Regions from separate parts of the Mus musculus genome. Here regions 1, 3 and 4 are each linked to region 2. The links are chromatin loops, found by intact Hi-C in ENCODE. Cell type or tissue: heart. All regions are shown on one strand. Region 1 holds the start of Ap5b1 (adaptor-related protein complex 5, beta 1 subunit). Region 2 holds the start of Rela (v-rel reticuloendotheliosis viral oncogene homolog A (avian)). Region 3 holds the start of Pcnx3 (pecanex homolog 3). Region 4 holds the start of Ehbp1l1 (EH domain binding protein 1-like 1).

Region 1 (5,000 bases), 69 kb before region 2:
CTGGCCCGCAATACCATTTTTAATAGTACTGCAACATACATCCTCACAAAATGTATAGTTCAGGGGGTTTTAGTCTTCAGGGTATTATACAACCATCACCCCTAAGTCCAGAATATTTTTGTCTTACTATTGCTAGGGTGGAACACCACGACGGAAAATGAAGTTGAGGATTTATTTGGTCTACACTTCCACATCACTGAAAGAAGTCAGAGCAGGAACCTGGAGGCAGGAGCTGATGCAGAGGTGATGGAGTGGTGCTGCTTACTGGCTTGCTCCTAATGGCTTGCTCTGCCTGCTTTCTTCTAGAGCCCAGGAGTGGTACCACCCACAGTGGGCTCGCCCCTCCACCATCAGCTATTAATTAAGAAAATGACTTATAGCCAGACCTTATGGGGGCATTTTCTCACCTGAGGCTCCTAACTCAAGCTCATGTCAAGTTGACATAAAACTAGCCAGCACAGTTTTCATCACTGCAAAGGAAAACTGTACACGGGCAGCAGCCTTCCACTCCCCAACCTTTGCCCTGGTACCGTGGACTCCATTTACGAAGCATCCCTGTATCCATAGGATCCAGTGCCATGGGGTTGGATGGGGTTGTTGTGGCCCCATTTCACAGATAAGAAAGTCAAGGCCTGGGGATTAACTTTTCCTCTTTTCAGCCTAATGTCTAGGGTTTCCCAAGAATTGAGCTGCATGGAGAGGAGTGGAAATGCAGAAGAGGAGGAACTAGGTGAGGGCAAACAGGTCACTCTCTCAAGAGGGCCTCATGAGGAGCTGAAGGCACCTCTTGTCTGCCCCGTCTGTTGCCAGGACAAAGCAAACATTGCCTCTCCTAAGAGGATACTTGGGCAGGCAGATGAGAACAGGGCCCATTCATGAACTTGGACATCAGGAGCGCGAGGGCAGCAGACGGAGCATGTAGCAGAAGCCCAGTCCTCCTTACAGAGGCCCTGGAGTTTTGTACAAGTGACTCTACCTTCTCTGGGCTCCTGAAAGCCCATGGGAGACAGATACCCACCCTTAGCACCCAGGGTTGGCTACGAGCCCTAGTGAGTTCAGGAAGACACATCCATCTATCACACACAGTTCTGGAAACCACACATGCCACCTCAAAGAACCAAAGCCCAGGGAGGCTGGAGGCTGGCAGAGGCTACAGCATCAGAAGCTTGGGACACAGCCAGAGTTGGACTCCCTGACCCCTGGAAGCCCCTCCCCTCAACTGTAACAGGGTTTAATAATCCTTTCTGGCTACCGAGAGCTGGGACACCAGACCTGCAGTTATCAGCGCCCTCTGGGCCTCAGACAGGGCAACCAGACAGGCTCCTACTCCAACCTGCCTTCCCAGCCCAGGGCTGCTCTCACCCTGGCCTCTTTCATCTTGGGCCTAATTAGCCGGGCGCCCCACCCCAAAGCTTCTTAAACAGGAGTCATCACTCCCAATTTATAGATGGGGAAACTGAGGCACCTAGAGGGAAGTGGTTTAGAGCTGTCGCCTGTGAGTCAGCTGTGGAGCCAGAGCCCAGAAGAGCAGAGACCAGGTCTTCTAGCTCCCCGTGCCTCCCCCAACGCCCCCATGTCTCCATTCTCTCTTCTTCTACCCTTGTTCTGGGGGCCCAGGCAGTCTTCTTTTTAGGACCCTACCTCACCACTCTCATCTGCAGCCAGGTCAGGATAAGGGGCTAGGAAGGAACTTGGGCCACCCAAAGGGACAAAGACAAAGAAATAGCCAGAGGCTAGCAATGGGGGCTCAGGTGTTTCATCTTCAAAGTGGCTAGCAGGAGGCTTTATAGGACGGTGAGTATGAGATTTGGACGACAGAAGGTCTGAGCCCCTGAAACTAGCGGGCCAGTGAGCACCCACAGCCTGGGACTCGCCAACAAGCCCAGATACAGTCCTCTGGACTCTAGTAGGTAGCGTGTGTACTACTTGGCCAGAAGTCTGGCAGCCCGGCCGTTGTCTTCTCAAGCCTTGGTTTCTCGGTTCATATTAGGTGTGTTACGAGCTGAGTGACCCTCCAGGCCCCGCCAACACGCACACCTAGAGTCAGGATCCCGTTGTGTTTCGGCTTCGCTGCGTCTTAAGGTCCCGCCCTGCTCGCTCTACTCTAGCGCGCCCGACCCCTGTAGGCAATCCGTGCGACTTCGGGCAAAGGTCAGCAGCTACCATCCGGCTGCGACCCTGGCCCCGGGTCCTCGCCTCCAAGCAGAGCGAGGTGGTCCCCCCCAGCACCCCCGACGCCAGGTCAGCGTTGAGGACGCCAAGCCAAGCCCTGCGGCGCCGGTTCGACCGGTCCCGCAGTGACCCACGCCTTGCTCTTCCTGCTCTGCCCTGGGACTGCGCCTCGCGCGCCACCCAGCGGCCGCCCGAAGACCCGCATTCAAGCAGCCGGGCCAAGCGCGCAGTCACCGGGCCCGGGCGGGAGGACTGGGGGACGCGCTGGCCGCCTTCCCGATCTGCCCAAGCCGCTGTTCTGCTCCAGGGCCTGGGAACGCAGTTCCATCGGGGAGCGGACCGGGAGCCCGGCCCACCAAACCCCGCCCCTGCCCGTGCCTGCGGCAGTTTCGGGGCAGGGGGCCTGCACGGCGAGACAGTTACTCAGACCTGGCGAAACCGGCGAGTCGGCACCTGCCGGCCTGGCGGGCGTGGCAGGCGGAGGCTCCGTTACGCCCCGCCCCCGGGCTCGCCCCGTCCCGGCCGCCCACGCGCCGAGCGCCGCGCCCCGCCCCGGCCCGCGCCGCCAGCCTGCCAGCCCGGAAGGAGCCGACCGAGCGCCCGCGGCAGCTGACTCAAGCGGTGAGAGAGGCCGACCCGTTACCACGGGCGCCAGGGGCGCGAGCGACGCTGTGGTTTCGATGCCCTTCGTAGGCGGGAGGCTTAATGAGCTCTCCGCACGCACCTTCTGGGCACCCCCACCCCGATCCTGCGGGTCCTATCCTGCAGGGGCCCGGGCTGTTGCTTCCGGCATTATCTCCGAAGCCTCCAGAGTTCATCTCGGGACCTAGGCATTGGGGGGCGGGGAGGGGTCTGCAAGACGGCCCTAGGGTAACAGCAGCCCCTCGGGAAGGTGGAGGACCTGGGCGCCCTCTAGTGGCCGTAAAGGCCTGCGCGTCGTCCTCGCCTCGGTGTCTGATGCTCTCTTCCCTTTACAGAGAAGTGGATGACTGACCATGGGGCCCCTAGGTCGAGAAGCCTGGGCCCAGCGCCTGGGGGCCTTCCGAGCCAGCCCATCCGCCTTTCTGGCAGGTGCCGAAGGTGAGGATTTGGGTCGCGACCTGTTGAGTGACCTAAGGAGTGAAAAGCTAAGCGAGCAGACCAAGGTAGGTCCTGCCCGTGTGCCCTGCCGTGGTCCATATGGTTGCTTCATACTACCGCATGCTGAACTCAACGAGTTCCTCTTAAATCCCCCATCTCAGGTTTCCTTACTGACACTGAGCTTGGAGTACTCTGATAAACTTTGGCCTGATGCACCTGCCGCGGAGGCTGCTGCCACTTCCCTGTTGGACACGCTTGTCCTCCTGCCCACAAGACCTTCAGCTCTCCGGAGGCTCCTGTTGTTGGCAGCCACTACAGCCCTGGTGTCAGGAGATGCTCTCGGACCCACTTCGGGAGCTTCCTGCCGGCTTCTGCCCTTACTTCTTGGCTTAGCTTCAGGCCGAGACTTGGGACGAAGCTTTGGAACCCCTTCAGAACAGCGCCATCTACAGGCCACAGCCTGTGAATGCCTTGGAGAACTTGAGCGCTGTAAGCCTGGGCTGCTGGCCGGCGCCCTGGGGATGCTGCGGAGCCTCCCAGGGCAAACAGGTCCCATCCAGCCTGTCAGCCTGCTTCTGGCCCTTGTTCTACACGACACCTTGGTGGTACAGTCCAGGTCTGGGGCTGGCCTGCAAGGCCTGCTGGTGGCTGAGGACTTCTCCACTGGGAGTTGTCCCTGGGACTGGACCCTGGCTGAGGAATGGGATGCCCATCTTAAGCCCCAGGGGCCCAGCTGGCCCACAGCTGGGGAGGAGGAGCGTGGCTTTCCGGTTCTAGAGCCCAGCCCCGAGGACGCCCGAGAGCTGAAGGCTGCCGTGGCCCAGCTTCTGGACACTTCCTATCTGCTCACTCCTGTGGCTCAGGCTCAACTTCTGTGGCTGTTGGGCTGGGCCCTCCGGGGTCTTCGGGGACAGCCACCAGTGCTTTTCAAGCCACAGCTGGTTCGGCTGCTGGGCACGGCACAGCTGACACTGTTACACTCAGTTCTGTCTCTGAAGGCGGCCTTTGGCGAGGCCCTGTTCACTGCACAGGATGAAGCTCTGCTCCTCCGCAGGCTCACCTTGGGAGCCCAGCACCCAGCTTTACCCTCGCCCACACACCTCTTTTACCTGCATTGCATCCTGAGCTTCCCCGAGAATTGCCCACTAGGTCCAGAGGGGGAAGAGGCTGCCCCGCTGCTGTTGGGGCCCCAGCTGTGCCGGGGCCTCATGCCCAGTCTCCTTCATGACCCAACGGTTCTCCTGGCCCGCCTGCATTTGCTGTGTCTGCTCTGTGCTGACGATGAGGAAGAGGAGAAAGACCAGACTCAGGGCCCACAGTGGTTCCTACAGGAGGTGCTGGCTGGGCTACAGCAAAGGGCAGCCCTGGATGGTGGTCCCCGGGCCTTGGCCACTCTCTGTTTCCAAGCCTCATACCTTGTTACTAACTGCCTGACTAGACACTCCACAGTACAGACATTTTTGATCCGCGGACTGGCCCAACTGTACCGAGCTCGGCCTTCCCTGGCACCCCACTTTGTGGACCTCTTAGATCAGGTAAGCCCTGAGCTGAGAGAGCCCCTCAGGGAGGTGCTGCTCCAAGAGGCGGTGGCCAGGCCAGGCGAGAGCGAAGCCCTTTGCTGGCACCTGCAGATGCTGGCAAAGGTGGCAGAGGGGGCCACTCAGAGTACCACACTCAGCTTTCTACAGGCTGCAGCTGTGCACTGCACCGACTGGGGCCTCCACCAGGCCCTACTGCGGGTGTGCCGT
Region 2 (5,000 bases):
ACCATCTGTAATAGGTTCGGATGCCCTCTTCTGGTGTGCCTGAAGACAACTACAGTGCACTTACATGTATAAAATAAATAAACCTTTTTTTTTTTTTGGTTTTCTGAGACAGGGTTTCTCTGTATATCCCTGGCTGTCCTGGAACTCGCGCTGTAGACCAGGCTGGCCTCGAACTCAGAAATCTGCCTGCCTTTGCATCCCGAGTGCTGGGATTAAAGGCGTGCACCACAATACCTGGCCAAATAAATAAATCTTTAAAAAAAAAAAGTCTTTCATTTTAATGCCAGGTGTGGGCTACGGGCTGCTGCAGACTGTCCACCAGGTGTGGGCTACGGGCTGCTGCAGACTGTCCACCGCAGCTGACTATGATTTATTTGCCCTGTGCTCTAGCAGGTGCATGGTTCTGCCAGCTCTAGATAGCTTCTGTGATTGTGTGACATTTGGAACTCTGAGAACTTTTTGGAAAGTATATAAATGCTAGGAGAGTCGAGGCTGGTGATTGGTGGTTGTTTAGGATGTTGGTTTCGGGTTGTGGGTAGCTGTGGTCAAAGAAAAACAAGGAAAGAAATTAGATTCAGGGATCTCTCTCTCTCTCTCTCTTGCTTGATAGGGTGTGAAACAAAGGGAATAAAGGATGGGAAAAAGAAGAACCTACAAAATAACAAAGACCAGCTACAGATCTGTGTTTTAGGCTAGCCTGGTCTACATATTGAGTTCTAGGACAACTAAGGATATATAGAGAAACCCGGTCTTGAAAAACAAACAAAAACATAAAAAGGCGCCCGTCGTCGTCGTCGTCGTCGTCGTCATCGTCAAGCCCGATGACCTTGATCTGCTCCCAGGACCTACTTAGTGAAAAGAAAGAAATGAGTCTGGCAAGTTGTCCTCTGACCACGTGACGGTGGCAGGCTCCCACACAGAGGGCAGAAATCTGGATGGGAAGAGCCTGAACTCAGGGTAAAAAGGAATGGACGGTGAGGAGCACACCTGTGGGGATGAGTGGCGTCAGTGTCCCCTGCATCCCCTTCGTTTTCTTGACCTTTCTTCTGGAGTGCTGGAGATAAATACCAGTCTTCAGTATGCTAGGCAAGTGCTGTAACTCTGATACACTCCTACCCATCTCCCCCTCTGAGACAAAATCACACCGGCTAGCCCCTGCTGGTCCAGAGCTCTCTTTGTAAACAAAGCTCCATTTTTTTCATTTGTGTTGAGAAAGTGTCTATACAGTCCTGGTTGTCTAGCAACTCACTATGTATAGACTGTACTGGCCTCGAACTAGGAGACCTGCTGAGTCTGCCTCCAGAGTGCTGGGGCTAAAGGCCTGCACTACCAAACACAACTCACATTTATCTTTTATTTTATTTTATTATTTTTATTTTTGTATATATGTGCACATGTGAATGCAGTTGCTCTCAAGAGCCCAGAACAGTGTGAGGTCTCCGGAAGCTGCAGTTACAGTTGCTGATAACTGGACTCTGGTCTTCTGCAAGGGCATTATCGACTCTTAACTGATGGGCCATCTCTCCAGCCTGCAACCATCCTTTTTTAAAGAGCATCTTCTGTAGTTCTGGATGGGTTCAAACTATGTAGAGGAGGATGACGTTGAACGTCTGACCCCATGAGCGCTGGGATTACTGGAGCATCCTGGAGTCAGAGATCAAATCCCAGCTTCCTGCAACGTTATGCAAAAACTACTGAGTTCTCATTTCTAGCCTTTACTTTTTAGTAAGGACGCTGGTATTCATATTAACTTAAATTGTAACTATATGTGTTTTTACAAGTGGTTCATGTGAGGACCAATGATGGCTGTGTGCCATTAATTGGAGATTATATTCATTCTGTCGCCTTGACATCCGCCCTCGCAAAATATTAAACTGCTTTTTCTAATCTGCGCCAAGTGAGAAACTGAAATGAGTGGGAGGGGCGTAACTATTTTCACTTTTGTCTTCCTGTTTTTTTCAGAGCCTGGGAAAGCAATTCAGAATTTCCAATCTTTTCCAATTCCCACATGATTTCCTAATTTAGAGAAAATAAGTCTTTCTCTGAGTGCTGAAACCTCCTGTGGCCCGGGAGGCGCCTCCTCCTTCTGGCATAGTGGAGGCAGCCTGATGTGTTGCGTCCTCCGGCCAGAGTCCCCACACTCAATCTGCACACCTGCCCTTGGCTTAGATGGCAATTTTTGCTCCCTACAAACGCTTTCCTCATTGGAGCCTGGACTCCTGGGAGGCCTTGAAGGAGATGTTCACGGTGTGACCCTAGCTGGTTCCGGAGATCCCTAAAGATCTAAACCTTAGCAGACAGCACCTATGTGTGCAGACGAAGCCCTGGGGCTCTTCCAGCACTCATGGCTCTCAGGGACTCTTAGAGGTACAGGTGTCTGCCTAGTCCTCGGTCTGCCCCTCTACCCTAAGGCCTGTCGGATGCAGCACGCTCGCTCCGCGAAGCACTCCTGCGCGCAGCCGGATCTAGGTTGGGGAGCATGTGGCCCGTAGCACGCGGGTCCCCAGAAGGCCCCTGCACGCTTAGGAAAACGTGTGGAATTCAGTCACTGGCCTCCGCGGGAGCAGCAGGCCTGGGCCTCTCCCTGCGCAGGGCGAATGGCCGCAGCCTGCCACCAGCCCTGGCTCGGCTCCAGTCCCGGCCAGGGTGACATCACCAAACTCCTGAGATCAGAGCGGGGCGGGGAACGGGACCCGAAATCCCCTAAAAACAGAGTGAGTAATCGCGGGCCCGCCCTCCAGGCGGGGCCGGGAACGGGACCGGGACCCCGAGCGAGCCGCGCTGCGGAGCTTGTAGTCGGGCCGGCCTCGGGACAAACAGCCTCGGCGTCCTCCCGCCGCGCTGCGGTGTCCCCGCCCGCGCGCCCGCCGCACACCTTCCGCGCCCAGCGTGAGTCGCGCACCTGCTCTCGGCCCCCCACGCGCGGCGGTGGCGGTGGCGGCGGCTCAGCGCGCAGGCGCGGCCGGATTCCGGGCAGTGACGCGACGACGGGCGCGCGCCGCGCATTTCCGCCTCTGGCGAATGGCTTTACTTTAGCGCGCCGTGGGCTCAGCTGCGACCCCGGCCCCGCCCCCGGGACCCTGACCATGGACGGTGAGGCTGCCCTCTGGCTCGGGGGATGGCTGCCCTAGAGCTCCGGGGCCTGCGGCGGAATCTCCCCCCTCCCCGCGCCGTCTTCCGCCCCTTTCTGCGCCGCGGGTTGCTGCGCAGGGAGCGGCAGGCCGGATGGTGGCACGGGGCGGGGCGGGCTGCGAGGGGGTCTGACTCAGTTACCCCTCTCAGTGGAGGGCGCCTTGACTCAGTGTCCCTCCTGGGTGGGGGTACGGGTGAATCTTGACTCCGTTTCCTCCGGCTCCCCCCACCCCCGTGTCGATGCGATTAGTTCTGGCTTCCTTTCCGTGTAAGGAAGAAAGTATCTGACTCAGTTTCCCCAGAAGAGGAGAGGAGGGTATTACCCCCTCCTCAGTGTCACTTATGAACGTAAAACAGGCACTGACTCAGTTTCCCCTGGCAAAGGAATGCCTCTGTGTCCCCTTTCTCTAGTTCCCCGGCCTCTGTCAGGGCAGGTTTCAGGGTCTTGGCTCAGTTTTCTTGGAAGGGAGGGAGCTTGGCTCTGTCAGGCCTTCGCAGGTGAGGGTGGGCACTGGAGTTTATTGACAATGTGCCTTGTCTTTCCCTTTCAGATCTGTTTCCCCTCATCTTTCCCTCAGGTAAGTTGGACCATCCATCCTCAGTAGTCAGGGGCTGTCCTGGAGTCGGGGCCGTGGGGATAGCACCTGATGGCTGACTGTGTCACCCACAGAGCCAGCCCAGGCTTCTGGGCCTTATGTGGAGATCATCGAACAGCCGAAGCAACGGGGCATGCGATTCCGCTATAAATGCGAGGGGCGCTCAGCGGGCAGTATTCCTGGCGAGAGAAGCACAGATACCACCAAGACACACCCCACCATCAAGGTAAGCAAGAGCCCCCAGGGGTGTCGCTGGGACACAGATGTGGTGGAACGCACTGTGCAGCCCCAGCAGACTTGCCTCCTGGTCACCGTGCCCTGTGTCTAAGAGCCAGATTAGGGATTGCTGGCCACTAGAGTACTCTGTACTTTGGACAGATCAATGGCTACACAGGACCAGGAACAGTTCGAATCTCCCTGGTCACCAAGGATCCACCTCACCGGCCTCATCCACATGAACTTGTGGGGAAGGACTGCCGGGATGGCTACTATGAGGCTGACCTCTGCCCAGACCGCAGTATCCATAGGTGAGTTCCCTATGGGCTGGGGGTGGTGTGAGGGCAGGGTAGGAGCAGGCCGGCCAGGCAGCTCTTACAGTGTTGCTCTTTTCTAAACACAGGCAGAATCCAGAGTTCTTAACTCTGTCTCCAGTTTGCAAACAGACCTCCTTTGTCTTGAATTCTCTAACAGTTGGGAACTCCTTATCTTCTTAGAGCCACAAACCCTATGGCTGGACAGGCCAGCCTCTTAGCCTCTTGGATCAGAAAGATATCCAAATGGACCCTCCTAGAGCTTAAATACCAGTTGGTAAAACCAGGCGATAATTGTACAGACAGATAGACGAGATACTGGTAGAGAATTATAACTTCCATGATGGAAAGAAAACACAGTTATAAATTAGGAGGAGGAGTCTGGTCTCAGGAAGCTCAAGCTGGCCTTGAACTCGTTAGGGTTCCCCTGCCTCCTCTTCTCAACTCCAGGGGAATAGGCATGTAGCACCGTGTCCTGCTGCACAGGTCTCACGACTTTGGGTTGGAGGGTTACAGAAGGCCTCTGTGCTAACTCTTAAATGGTGAGAAAAAGCAGACAGACCCAAAAGAACATTCCGTGCACGAGAAAGAAGTACAAAAAAAAGCAAGCAAGCAAGCAAGCAGTACGATGCCCTTGGAAGGGGAGTACGTTCCATTTCGTGTGCTTAGGTCTGGGAAAGGAAGCCCCTGTGGCTGAGGTGGGGCACTGGCTTGGAGGCCTGCGAGGGCCAGCTCCCTCAGA
Region 3 (5,000 bases), 51 kb after region 2:
CGGCTCCGTTTGGCCCGGTGGTGTCCCTGCTCCAATGACTGTGTCAAAGGAACGAAGTGTGTCATCTGAGGGGACCCCAGCATCTGGGGAGGCAGGCAGCTCAGCCTCAGAAGGAGGGTCTGTGTCGCTGCCCTCGGGAGCATGCCCACCAGGGGGACTGTCGAGGTGTGTAGAGTTAGTCTTCTCACTCTTGAAGCTGCTCAGAGTCTCCCTGTCAGTGCCACTGAAGCAGGAATCCGAAGAGCCAGCTTTCTGGGGCATGGGGTCACCTGAGCCCCTCCGGTCCAGGGGCTGGTAGCCTCCAGTTCCCCGACATTGTTCCCGCCGACTACTGGTCCTCACTAGGGCCCGGTCAGGCCGGGTCAGGGTCAGAAAGCTCTTGCTTAGCTCCTGGCTGAGGCTCCCTTTCAGTAAAGGGCTCATGGGAGTGTCAGCCACACCGCTCCCACCCCAGGGGACACCATCTCCAGCCATGGGAGAACGCTCGGAAGAATCCGTACTGGGGAGAGAGGGGTCTGGAACAACCCCTGGAGGTGTCTGGGGAAGGTCTCCAACTGTTAGAAGAAAGAAAGATGAGATGAGAAAAGGGCATGTGGCAATGCGAATGAATAGGTGTAAGGGGAATCCCACAACCTCCATTTCCCACCAAGGGTACGGGCACAAGAGGAACAACAAGGTGCTCCATCCAGGAGCACCACACGGAGCCAACTTTGGGATGATGTCATCACAAGACATCCGCTCTGCCTGCCAGCCCTGCCCACTCACTCAGTTTCTCTTGGGAGCTGAGCTTCAGCATTTCTCGATCGGCAGAGGTCACGATCACGTTGTTGCTGCCCTGTTCCCGTACCAGCTCCTTGATGTCTATAACCACATCAGCAGAGTCGTCACAATGACCCTGGGGTCCTCTTCTGTTATCCTGCGCCACACCACCACCACCCAGCCCAGAACAGCAGCCACCTACCTCTGAGGGGCCCAGAATCCTCCATCCGGGGCAGCAACTCCTGATAAGACAGGGGAGAGAGAACGAATAAACAAGCGGGGCGAGCGAGGAGCAGGCTGGGAGCAGGCCCACACCAGGGGCTGACTCCGAGGAGCAGGCTGGGAGCAGGCCCACACCAGGGGCTGACTCCCAGGAGCAGGCTGGGAGCAGGCCCACACCAGGGGCTGACTCCCAGGAGCAGGCTGGGAGCAGACCCACACCAGGGGCTGACTCCGAGGAGCAGGCTGGGAGCAGGCCCACACCAGGGGCTGACTCCCAGGAGCAGGCTGGGAGCAGGCCCACACCAGGGGCTGACTCCCAGGAGCAGGCTGGGAGCAGGCCCACACCAGGGGCTGACTCCGAGGAGCAGGCTGGGAGCAGGCCCACACCAGGGGCTGACTCCCAGGAGCAGGCTGGGAGCAGGCCCACACCAGGGGCTGACTCCCAGGACAGCGGCGAGGGGAGCCTACTCACCGAAACCTGGTTGAAGCCAAACACAGAATGCTGGGAACTGCAGCGTACAGGGGGCGTGGAGCTCACCTTCCGGAACACCGTCATCTCCACACCAGGGTCCCTGCAAACAGGAAGAAGAGCTGAGCAGAAGCTCTCAGCTGTGCTCTCTTTACGGTTTCTTCTCGCCATCCGTAACACCCCTTCCTCCTCAAGACTCCCTTCGACTGCTTTAACCCTGACTACAGCAAGTACTTAGAGCCATTGTCCCCTCAGCCTTCTCTATCCTCCAAGACACAGCCACAATCCCAAGCACAGAGAAAGGACAATCCCTGACACAGCCCACAGCCACTCACCTTGGGAGACTGCTCTCCCCCTGGGCAGCCTCTTCTTCCTGCTCCCCCATGGTAGAGTTGCGTTTCTCCACAATCTCGCCCTGGTCGAACATGGCATGCAGGCGATAGTTCACAGTCTTGATGGTAGCAAAGATGACAGCTACCACCAGGCAGTACACTCCAGCCACCATCAGGCTGGGGGGCAGGACCTGGAGATGACAGTTAAGTTGGATCCTTTCTCACAAAACCCTTGCTCCCTTGAGGGTGTACCTGCCACCACTGTAAAGAACTAGGATTCATCGGTTTACAAAACTTCATCACCCCTTCATGCAACAGTACAAAGAGCCCTGTTAGGGGTAGCCCTCTGTTTAACCGGGTAGATTAAATGAGGCGCTCAAGGTCACTCCATGCAGAAAAGACTTGGTCTTTCCTCTATATAAAACCAAAGTAAACTCTACAGTGAACTCTACAGTGACTCGCTTCACTCCACGCCCCAGGACTCAAGATGCCCATCCCTCCAGACTACACTCCCTCTCGCCATAGTTACAGGTGGTGGCAGCCTCTCACCATGTACAGCAAGAAGGGAAAGATGAGCAAGAAGATCCAGACATAGAGATGGAAGCAGTTGGAGAAGGTGCTCTGATGCGGATCGAAGAACCATCCCCCAGTGAGCGAGGCCCACACCCCCTGGCGCAGGATCTGCAACACCTGAGACCCCATGGCCCAGCCGCTGCTGCGCACGCCCTCCTCCCGGGACCCTCATGGGGGCGGCCCCCGGCCCATGCCCCGCTGGCGCCCGAGGGTCCCGGGGTCCGACTTAGATTTCACGCCATGGCCTCCCCCAGACGGGGGAGGGGATTGGTAGGGTGAGGGCACAGGCAGGGGGCGGGGCCGGCCCAGGCAGTCAGCGGATCAGGCCGGGATACTGGGGTGGGACTGCATCAGAGGCGGGGCCTGGGCCCCCTCCGGTGGCCCAGAACTGTTGTAAAGCGCCGAGCCTGAAAGCAGGCGCAGGGCAAGGGCTGGGCACCCGTCGGCGGCATCCAGAGGTGGGCGTGGAATAGGTGCTCTCGGAGTGCCAGTGATAGGTCCCTTGGCTCCGGACCGGAGAAATCCTTGGGACCCTGAGGTCCACTTCCGGGGTCGCAGGTCACTCGCTTGGGGCTCTGCGTTCGCCCCGCTTCTACCGGTGCCGGCGCAAAGGGGAGGCCGGAAGAAGGAGCCGCGAGCTGCCAGCCTGCACTGGCGCATGCGCCCGTTAGAACCTGTTGGGACCCGGAAAAGGAAAACCTGGCGGCAGAAGTGCGCAAGCGCGGAGAAGTAGCGAAGTGACGGGATGCAGAGGTATCTTAGGCGCGCGCGCAGTCAAATTCTAGAGCCACCAAAATATGGGACGGCCGGGTGAGTCGCCATTGGGTAACGACTTGATGACTGGCGCAAAGCTTTTCCAATGCGTTACAGGAGGCGGGGAAAAGCTGGAGAATGGGACTCCTCACGGCTACTTCCAGTTTGCGTTACCGGGTCACACCCCCGACTTGGGCCGCCTCTCCTTAGTGCGAGACCGTAAATCATGGTTGTCGCTTGGCTTACGCCTCTACTTCCGGGTCAGAGCTTAGCCGAAGCAGAGAGTGATCCTGATCAGGCCTGAGTAGTCGAACAGGATGACATAGGCTTTCTTAAAGTAACAGACACAGGACAAGTGATGAACTAACGAAGAGGTTGTTGAAGGCCCTTCAACTCTGAATCTAATCCCGGGCAAAGTTCTGAACGACAGTTTCAGGTTTTTGCCTCTCGGGTGAAAGGAAGATAATTTTAAATGGTTCCAAGAGCTTCAAGTGTAAGCCGATTTTGAAGTCCCAAACTTCTCTGTTCACATCCCCCTCTAGCACTGAAAAGCAGGGTATCTTGTTATTTCATATATGGAAAGAACGAATCTTAAAGAGCTCTGCAACTTCGTAGCCAAGACCAGATTTTGGTTTTGAGGCAATCACAAGGGTGATTTGGCTGATGAGAATTCAGACACAAGGATTCTTCTCTGTCTTTGCAGAGATCCACTTCGACCGTGAGCAGAGGAGCACCTAACGTAAGGCTTAGAGTTGTGCCGGTGTGTTTGGGGGCGGGGGAGGCGGGAGGAACTACCTGGCCCGCCTTCTACCTCTCTTGGCCAACCTCCCCGGGAACTCCCGTGCACAGCTGCCGGGAGCCTCCGGGAGGGGAGCGGTGCAACCCGCCCACGTCATCTGATGCTGTTTCCTGCAGGAGGGAGAAGAGCGGAAAAAAGTGAAACTCCACCCTCCACCTCTGCCTCCCGCCCCCGGGGCCAAAGTACAAAGGGAGGAGGAAGAAGGGACCGGGGTCGGAGCTGTCGGGGCCCAAGGCACTAGCCCAAGAAGAGGTAGCTTCGGCTCAACTGGGGACTTTCTCTTACCTCTTGTGCCTGGAGACAACAACCAGAGTCCGGGCGCTGACCCTGGCAGGCCCCACCTTACGGTAGGCGGGCGCTGAAGCCAGGTTCCCAGGACTACTTCGGAACTGAGGGACTCTGCTGCTCCAATTCAGCCATGGTGAGGCGCCGGAGGCCAGTGGGCCCCACCCCTCCAGCCTGACCACACTGCCCTTGGTGCCCTCCTCCAAAAGCCCGAGATGCGGGGGGCCGGGAGGCGACACTCCTGGCTCCCCAGAGAGGCGTGGGTCTGGGGCTGAGGGCCAGGGCCCGGATGCCCAGGTTCCGGCTCTAGGGCCTCACAAGCCAGCGGGGGTGGATACCACGGGCACCCGAAGAAGGTCCCCCACACATTCCAACGCCGGCTCCCTGCCATGGAGCCCTTGAAGAACCTCTTCCTCAAGAGCCCGCTGGGGTCATGGAACGGCAGTGGCAGTGGGGGCGGCGGGGGTACCGGTGGAGTCCGGCCGGAGGGGTCTCCGAAGGCAACAGCAGCTTATGCCAATCCTGTCTGGACAGCCCTGTTCGACTATGAGCCCAATGGGCAGGACGAACTAGCCCTGAGGAAGGGCGACCGTGTGGAGGTGCTGTCCAGGGATGCAGCCATCTCAGGAGATGAGGGCTGGTGGGCGGGCCAGGTGGGTGGCCAGGTGGGCATTTTTCCATCCAACTATGTATCTCGGGGTGGAGGCCCACCCCCCTGTGAGGTGGCCAGCTTCCAGGAGCTGCGACTGGAGGAGGTGATCGGCATCGGTGGCTTCGGCAAGGTCTACCGTGGCAGCTGGCGAGGGGA
Region 4 (5,000 bases), 90 kb after region 2:
ATTAATGGTGCTACCCCCAAAGACCCCAGCCTCTGCTCCTTCGCCTCCTTAGACCCCATGGTTCCGGCCTACCCCAGCTCTTCCCCCTTGGGAGTCTATATTTAGCCCTGCCTGGCCTGTGAGGCCCCCACAGCTGTGCCCTAATCCAGCCAAGGGAAGCTGACACCGGTGAGCACATATATTTAGGGTGTGACGCAGGGGCCTGGGCAGCTGCCCGGTGGGGACATGTGAGCCAGATGCCCCCAGGGGCCCTTGACAGTCCAATACAAGACCTGTCCTCTCTTGCAAGTCGTCCCCTCACCCAACTCTCTTTCCCTCCACGGACCCTCTCCTGAACCCACCAGCTCCTAGGACTTCAGGCCCCTTTAAGCCTCTCCCCGCCTCCCTGTTATCCATCCAAGCTCAGTTTCCCCTTTTAAGGACATTGTGGAGACAGCACCAGCTTCTGGGGCCCACTCTGGCTGAAGGGGGAGGGGCTGAAAAAGAGAAGGCCACATTTTCACCCTGAACTGGACTAGGAACCATGAAGTCTTTTCCACCCAAAGCCCCCTGGAGCCCTAAAATCTTGTTCCGTTTTCCACTGCTACCCTAGACCGCTGTCCTTGGCTTGAGGGCTTCTCCCCGAGTCCTGACCACAGCCGATTTAATGTGGGCCCAGGCTGATTCTCCCAAAGCCACCGAGTCTTGACCCCCACAAGGTTCTCCACAACAGGAGTCCCCCCAACCTGCCAGGCACTTCAGTGTCTGGAATACCTAGGATGGGAACCCCTTTAGCCTTTAGACTTGAGAGGATTTTTTTTCCAGGTTCAAACGAGTCAAACTAAGTTGAGTCCCACATCAGTCTTAGGGGACTCCCTCAGGCCCCGCTTCTACTCACCACTTCTTGGTGCACTCCAACACCAGTTCATGGTAACACGCCACAAACTGGAACTTGGCGGCCCGCTTGCCAACCCGCTGCAGGCGCTTCCACACTGAAGTCATGGCCTGAGGAACTCTGCCGGATCTCTTCTCAGGCTTGGGACTCCCTCTTGCCCACCACTGCTGGCTCAGCCAGGGTCCCCATGGTCTCTGGAGCTCTTTTCTTTGTCACCGGATCTGTCCGCCCCGTCCGTGTAGATATGTCTGAGGTTTAGACCTAGGCTGAGTTTGCCCGGGGTCCGCCTGGTGGGCTGGCTGAGTCTGCGGGGCCGTCGCGGCGCGTCGAGCTGGTCTCAGCTCAAGAGTAGCGAGCGCGCCGTTTCCTGGAGCCGCACCCCCCCCCCTCGCCCCGCGTCCGAAGGCGGGCGGGGCTGCAGCGCGGGGCGGGGCGACCCTGCTTCCGGGATCTAGCGTCCGGACTTGGACACCCGGGTACCCGGTTCGGGGGTGGAAGGAATGAGTACCGATCGCAAAGCCGGTTTGATGGGCGCCCGCGAGTCAAATGGGGTTAGGGTGACGTGTGAGCTCCAAGAGGTGGCAGCCCTCAACTTGGTGCCACCCTCCAAAAGAGCTGCCTCTGCTGTCTCCCTTATATCTGCAACCTTGGTACTGGTTGGTACCCCATTTCCCAAGCTTGTAAAGTAGAGACCTAGAAAGGAAAAGAACCGTCCACTGAGCCAGAGTTAACGGTTCTTAACTCTGGGGTGGGAGATTCTTGTTAGCACCCATGCAGAGCCCCAGAGCCAGCCTTGGTGAGATATACCTAGAGTCTCCAAACCTGACTCCTCATATGGCACAAGGGAAAACAATCCTCACATCTCACAAGCAGTGAAAGGTTCTGTCTGTCTGTCTGTCTGGTGCCCCCCCCCCCCCCGAGACAGGGTTTTTCTGTCCTGGAACTCACTTTGTAGATCAGGCTGGCCTCAAACTCACTAGTTTTTACTAAAGAGTGCCACCCTGAACAAAGCACACACTCTGCGCCTCAGTTTTGAAGTCTGTTAAATGGGGCCAATTACAGTTCTATCTTTTATGTATGTCATTGAAGTCTGAAGATGGGGAAAGCGGTTGGCTTAGGGCTGGGCTGATTTTGTCTCATTACGCGCAATCCGTTATCAGAACTAGAGAAAATATGTACATGGGTGGTTTTTGCTCCTCCCCTGGGAAGTCCCTGGGGCGTTAGCTGCTGTGTTAACACCTAGATTAGACTCCTTATCGCTCACACATCCAATTCACACTGTAATGAGCCTTGCAAGGTGTTTTATACCCAGCTAGAGAGATGGCCTGGAGCAACACATCAACGTGTCACCTGCCTGGTAACCCTCAATTTGGTTAGGATGTCTGGTCTTGCAGGCGTGTTAGCCTATCGGCATCTTCAGCAGGCAAGTGACTATGGTAGGAGGTGGGGATGAGGATGCTTGGGTGCAACTTTGAGAATGTGCAGGCTTATTCCTGTGGGCTGAACACCCAGTTTTGTCTATCATATCGCTGTGGTCCTCTGCTTCCTCTCTACGGAAGCAGTTTATGTGCAACCCTACAGGTCCTTCGTGCTGTCTCGGGGTAGGCTGGGTGCTCTGAGACTGCAGCACAGGGGCCTGAGCCAGGCGAAACGATGCTCTGAGCCCGGCTGCCATCTCCCTCCCTTCCAAGGCTTGTCTACAAACTGAAACTTGTTTACTCCTTTCGGCCTCCACACCCCTCCTTCCCAGCAATCCCTACAGCTCACGGGGCACCAACTCTAAGACTCTTCTTGGACCTTTCCCTATTCATGGGGATGGGCCCCTGGGTCAGGCAGCTCCGGCCCACCCATTTCCTGTGCCAACTCCTCCCAGCACGGGAGGTGGAAAGTTTCTCTCCTCAAGATGGGCGGCTCCTTCCTTCCCAAAAGGCTCAAAGCAAGGCGGAAGGGCATGCTGGGTTCGAAAACGTAGAGCCCAAGGGGAAAAGACTTGACCGCTTTCATATTGCTGCAGGGCCAGCTTCCAACCTTGCCCGCAAGAGGGAAGATTCGCATCTCACGCCCATTAAGCCTTTCGCTAGGGGGTCTTGGGCGCCACCTGCCGGCAGAACGTAGACTACACTTGCCAGAAAACTATTCCCCAACCCAGTACCAATTAACCAGGCAATCACAATACAATGCTGAAATTATTTATTTTCCCGCCCAGGAACTGGCCGCTAAACTTAAATATCCAGCATAAAGACCTTAGCCTTTCTGGTCGTGGGTGGCTACAGAGGTGGGTTCTGGAGCCCTTGTCCCAGGCAATGAACCCCTGGGGCCACTGGTAGGGATGCCGCTGAGCCAGCAGCTGCAAGAGGCAGCAAAAGACGAAAAAGAGATGAGAGCTAGGCACTCATCCCAGTCCCAGAGATGCAAACGGGAGTGCAAGACGCTTTGGGCCCCACAGTCAGACTAAGGGCTGGCCAAGCTAGGGTGCACACATGTGGGAGAAGTGGAAGCCCAGGACACTGGGCACAGGCTGCAATCTTGACCGCTTTGCCTGATGGGTATAATGCCTTGCCCTCCTGAAGTGAGGTGAGGTGGTACCGGTAAAAGAGCAGGCACTGTAGACTAAGGACTTGCTGAAGGGCAAGTTTTGAGCCTTTTGTATGGGTGCGTTCCTATCCACCTCAGCTTTCAAAGGCTGATTTGGAAAGCATCCTGCAACCACTGGTCACGGGCATTGTGAGTCTGGGGTACGGTGAGGGGTGGAGGGTCTGGGGGCAGGCTGGCATCAGGAGGCTCCTCGTCATCAGACAGGCCGGCATCAGGTGGGTAGGAGCTGTCCGAGTGCAGAGAGGATGACAGGTCCTGGCACAAGCTCAGGTCTTGGCACAGATGCTTGTAGTCCTGGATCGACTCGTACAGGCCCCACAGCTGGCACAACAGGGACATATCCAGCTGTCGCAGCCCCACCTACAGACAACTGACAGTGGGCTGGAGTTGGGGGTCCGGGCCACCCCCAGAATTCCCACCGTGGACGACAACCCTATCCAATCTTCCTGCACCTTTAAGTGAAAGTTCTGAGAACAGATGGTACTTGCCAACTGTGAAACCTTCCAGCCAGTCCTTGGCCCTCATTTATACAATGGGGTAACATTGTCCAGCAAGATGAAATCAGGCAAGTTTTTAAAAATGCAACAATTGCTACACATTACTATCAGTGCTGTCCTAAAGCCCCGTGACCAGATGCTTCCTGCTGGACCTGAGATGAGGAAGCGGATCCCAGACTTATTTCTGCCCTCTTCAGAGCTACTACCCTGGCGAGGCGCCCACCTACTCACCATCTCCTTGCGCAGCGCGGCTAGTGCAGAGTCGAGGTTAACCGGGCGGCGCGGGCCCGCTGCAGAACCTGAGTTAGCAGATCCAGCGGCATGGCGAGGACCATCCGGGGCGCGGGCGGCACGACTCAGTTCGTCGTGGATGCGGCTCCGTTGGCTGTAGACACGCTCCAGCTCCCTCCACGAGCCCCCACTAGCGTTAAGAAGGCCGCTGAGGCCGCGCGGTAGCGGCGGGAGCCCGGCCAGAGCGCAGCCCGCGCCGCCCGGCGCCTCAGTCGCGGGCAGCCCGTTCATAGCCAGGCAGGCGTGGACCACGATGCCGCCTGGACCCCTCTTACGTTTTCAGCGGGCTGTTGCCCAGAGAACCAGCTCTCCGTGGCCCGGTCTCCGGAGAGATCTCAGCCACCGCCCGCAGGCCGTGCTTTGTTCCGTCCCCGACTCCTAGGACTCCGCCTATGCTCCACCCCCCTGCATGGGCGGGGCCTCTCTTAACGCGGCGATGACCCTGGAGCGAAAAACCCATCAAAGAACTGGATGGGACAGGGGAGGCCGAAAGGGTCAGAAACGGTTTTTTGGCGACCTTTTGCTGCCTCATTCCTATACAATGTGTCCTCTCCCAAGGGAAGGATTCTAAAAGCACGGGGATGTGGGAGGCCCGAGTCTGGGGTAGGAAGGTAAGACTGTGCCTGACTCTTACAGTGCATCACTGCCCCTCCCCACAATTTGTCAACATCCTAGCAGCCAGAAGATGGAGAAAGATGGTAGAGTCAGGATGGTTAAAGGAAGGAAAGGAAGCCACCAAAGGG

Evidence for each region. Hi-C counts contacts between places; a loop is a spot of excess contacts. Peaks named below come from ENCODE experiments on the same cell type or tissue, not always from the same donor. Only the 100,000 strongest peaks of a DNase experiment are listed, where the experiment ranks them.
Region 1: a loop joins it to region 2, with 4 times the contacts of the local background. A loop is called at or near these places in 3 of 42 quality-filtered maps.
Region 3: it touches region 2 in a loop (3-fold over the local background); 5 of 42 quality-filtered maps call a loop at or near these places.
Region 4: it touches region 2 in a loop (1.8-fold over the local background); 4 of 42 quality-filtered maps call a loop at or near these places.

What each region holds. Positions count from the first base shown.
Region 1 is chr19:5,565,291-5,570,290 of GRCm38, forward strand. Ap5b1 (adaptor-related protein complex 5, beta 1 subunit) reads left to right here and starts at 2,734. Exons shown (of 3, transcript NM_001362046.1): 1 at 2,734-2,793; 2 at 3,150-3,317; 3 at 3,414-5,000. The coding sequence starts at 3,168. In heart, CTCF peaks have their summits at 2,357, 3,089 (motif pointing left) and 3,716 (motif pointing left); DNase peaks (open chromatin) are centred at 2,381, 2,851, 3,061, 3,661 and 2 weaker places; H3K4me3 peaks cover 2,765 bases; H3K27ac peaks cover 2,380 bases; H3K27me3 peaks cover 2,675 bases.
Region 2 is chr19:5,634,749-5,639,748 of GRCm38, forward strand. Rela (v-rel reticuloendotheliosis viral oncogene homolog A (avian)) reads left to right here and starts at 2,793. Exons shown (of 11, transcript NM_009045.5): 1 at 2,793-3,093; 2 at 3,684-3,710; 3 at 3,803-3,954; 4 at 4,107-4,255. The coding sequence starts at 3,087. In heart, no CTCF peak of the experiment used is centred here; DNase peaks (open chromatin) are centred at 1,623, 2,153, 2,673 and 3,853; H3K4me3 peaks cover 2,445 bases; H3K27ac peaks cover 2,308 bases.
Region 3 is chr19:5,685,666-5,690,665 of GRCm38, forward strand. It overlaps Pcnx3 (pecanex homolog 3), which reads right to left and starts at 3,243. Exons shown (of 35, transcript NM_144868.3): 1 at 2,332-3,243; 2 at 1,786-1,973; 3 at 1,454-1,553; 4 at 962-1,001; 5 at 766-861; 6 at 1-554. The coding sequence starts at 2,484. It overlaps Map3k11 (mitogen-activated protein kinase kinase kinase 11), which reads left to right and starts at 3,466. Exons shown (of 12, transcript NM_022012.3): 1 at 3,466-3,601; 2 at 3,812-3,847; 3 at 4,024-5,000. The coding sequence starts at 4,582. In heart, CTCF peaks have their summits at 3,064 and 4,320; DNase peaks (open chromatin) are centred at 1, 3,266, 4,046, 4,756 and 2 weaker places; H3K4me3 peaks cover 3,594 bases; H3K27ac peaks cover 3,722 bases.
Region 4 is chr19:5,725,040-5,730,039 of GRCm38, forward strand. It overlaps Ehbp1l1 (EH domain binding protein 1-like 1), which reads right to left and starts at 1,278. Exons shown (of 19, transcript NM_053252.3): 1 at 878-1,278. The coding sequence starts at 981. Fam89b (family with sequence similarity 89, member B) reads right to left here and starts at 4,627. Exons shown (of 2, transcript NM_181452.2): 1 at 4,198-4,627; 2 at 3,048-3,829. The coding sequence starts at 4,488. The coding sequence ends at 3,551. In heart, CTCF peaks have their summits at 1,151, 2,970 (motif pointing left) and 4,436; DNase peaks (open chromatin) are centred at 182, 1,302, 2,812, 4,652 and 3 weaker places; H3K4me3 peaks cover 4,912 bases; H3K27ac peaks cover 4,892 bases.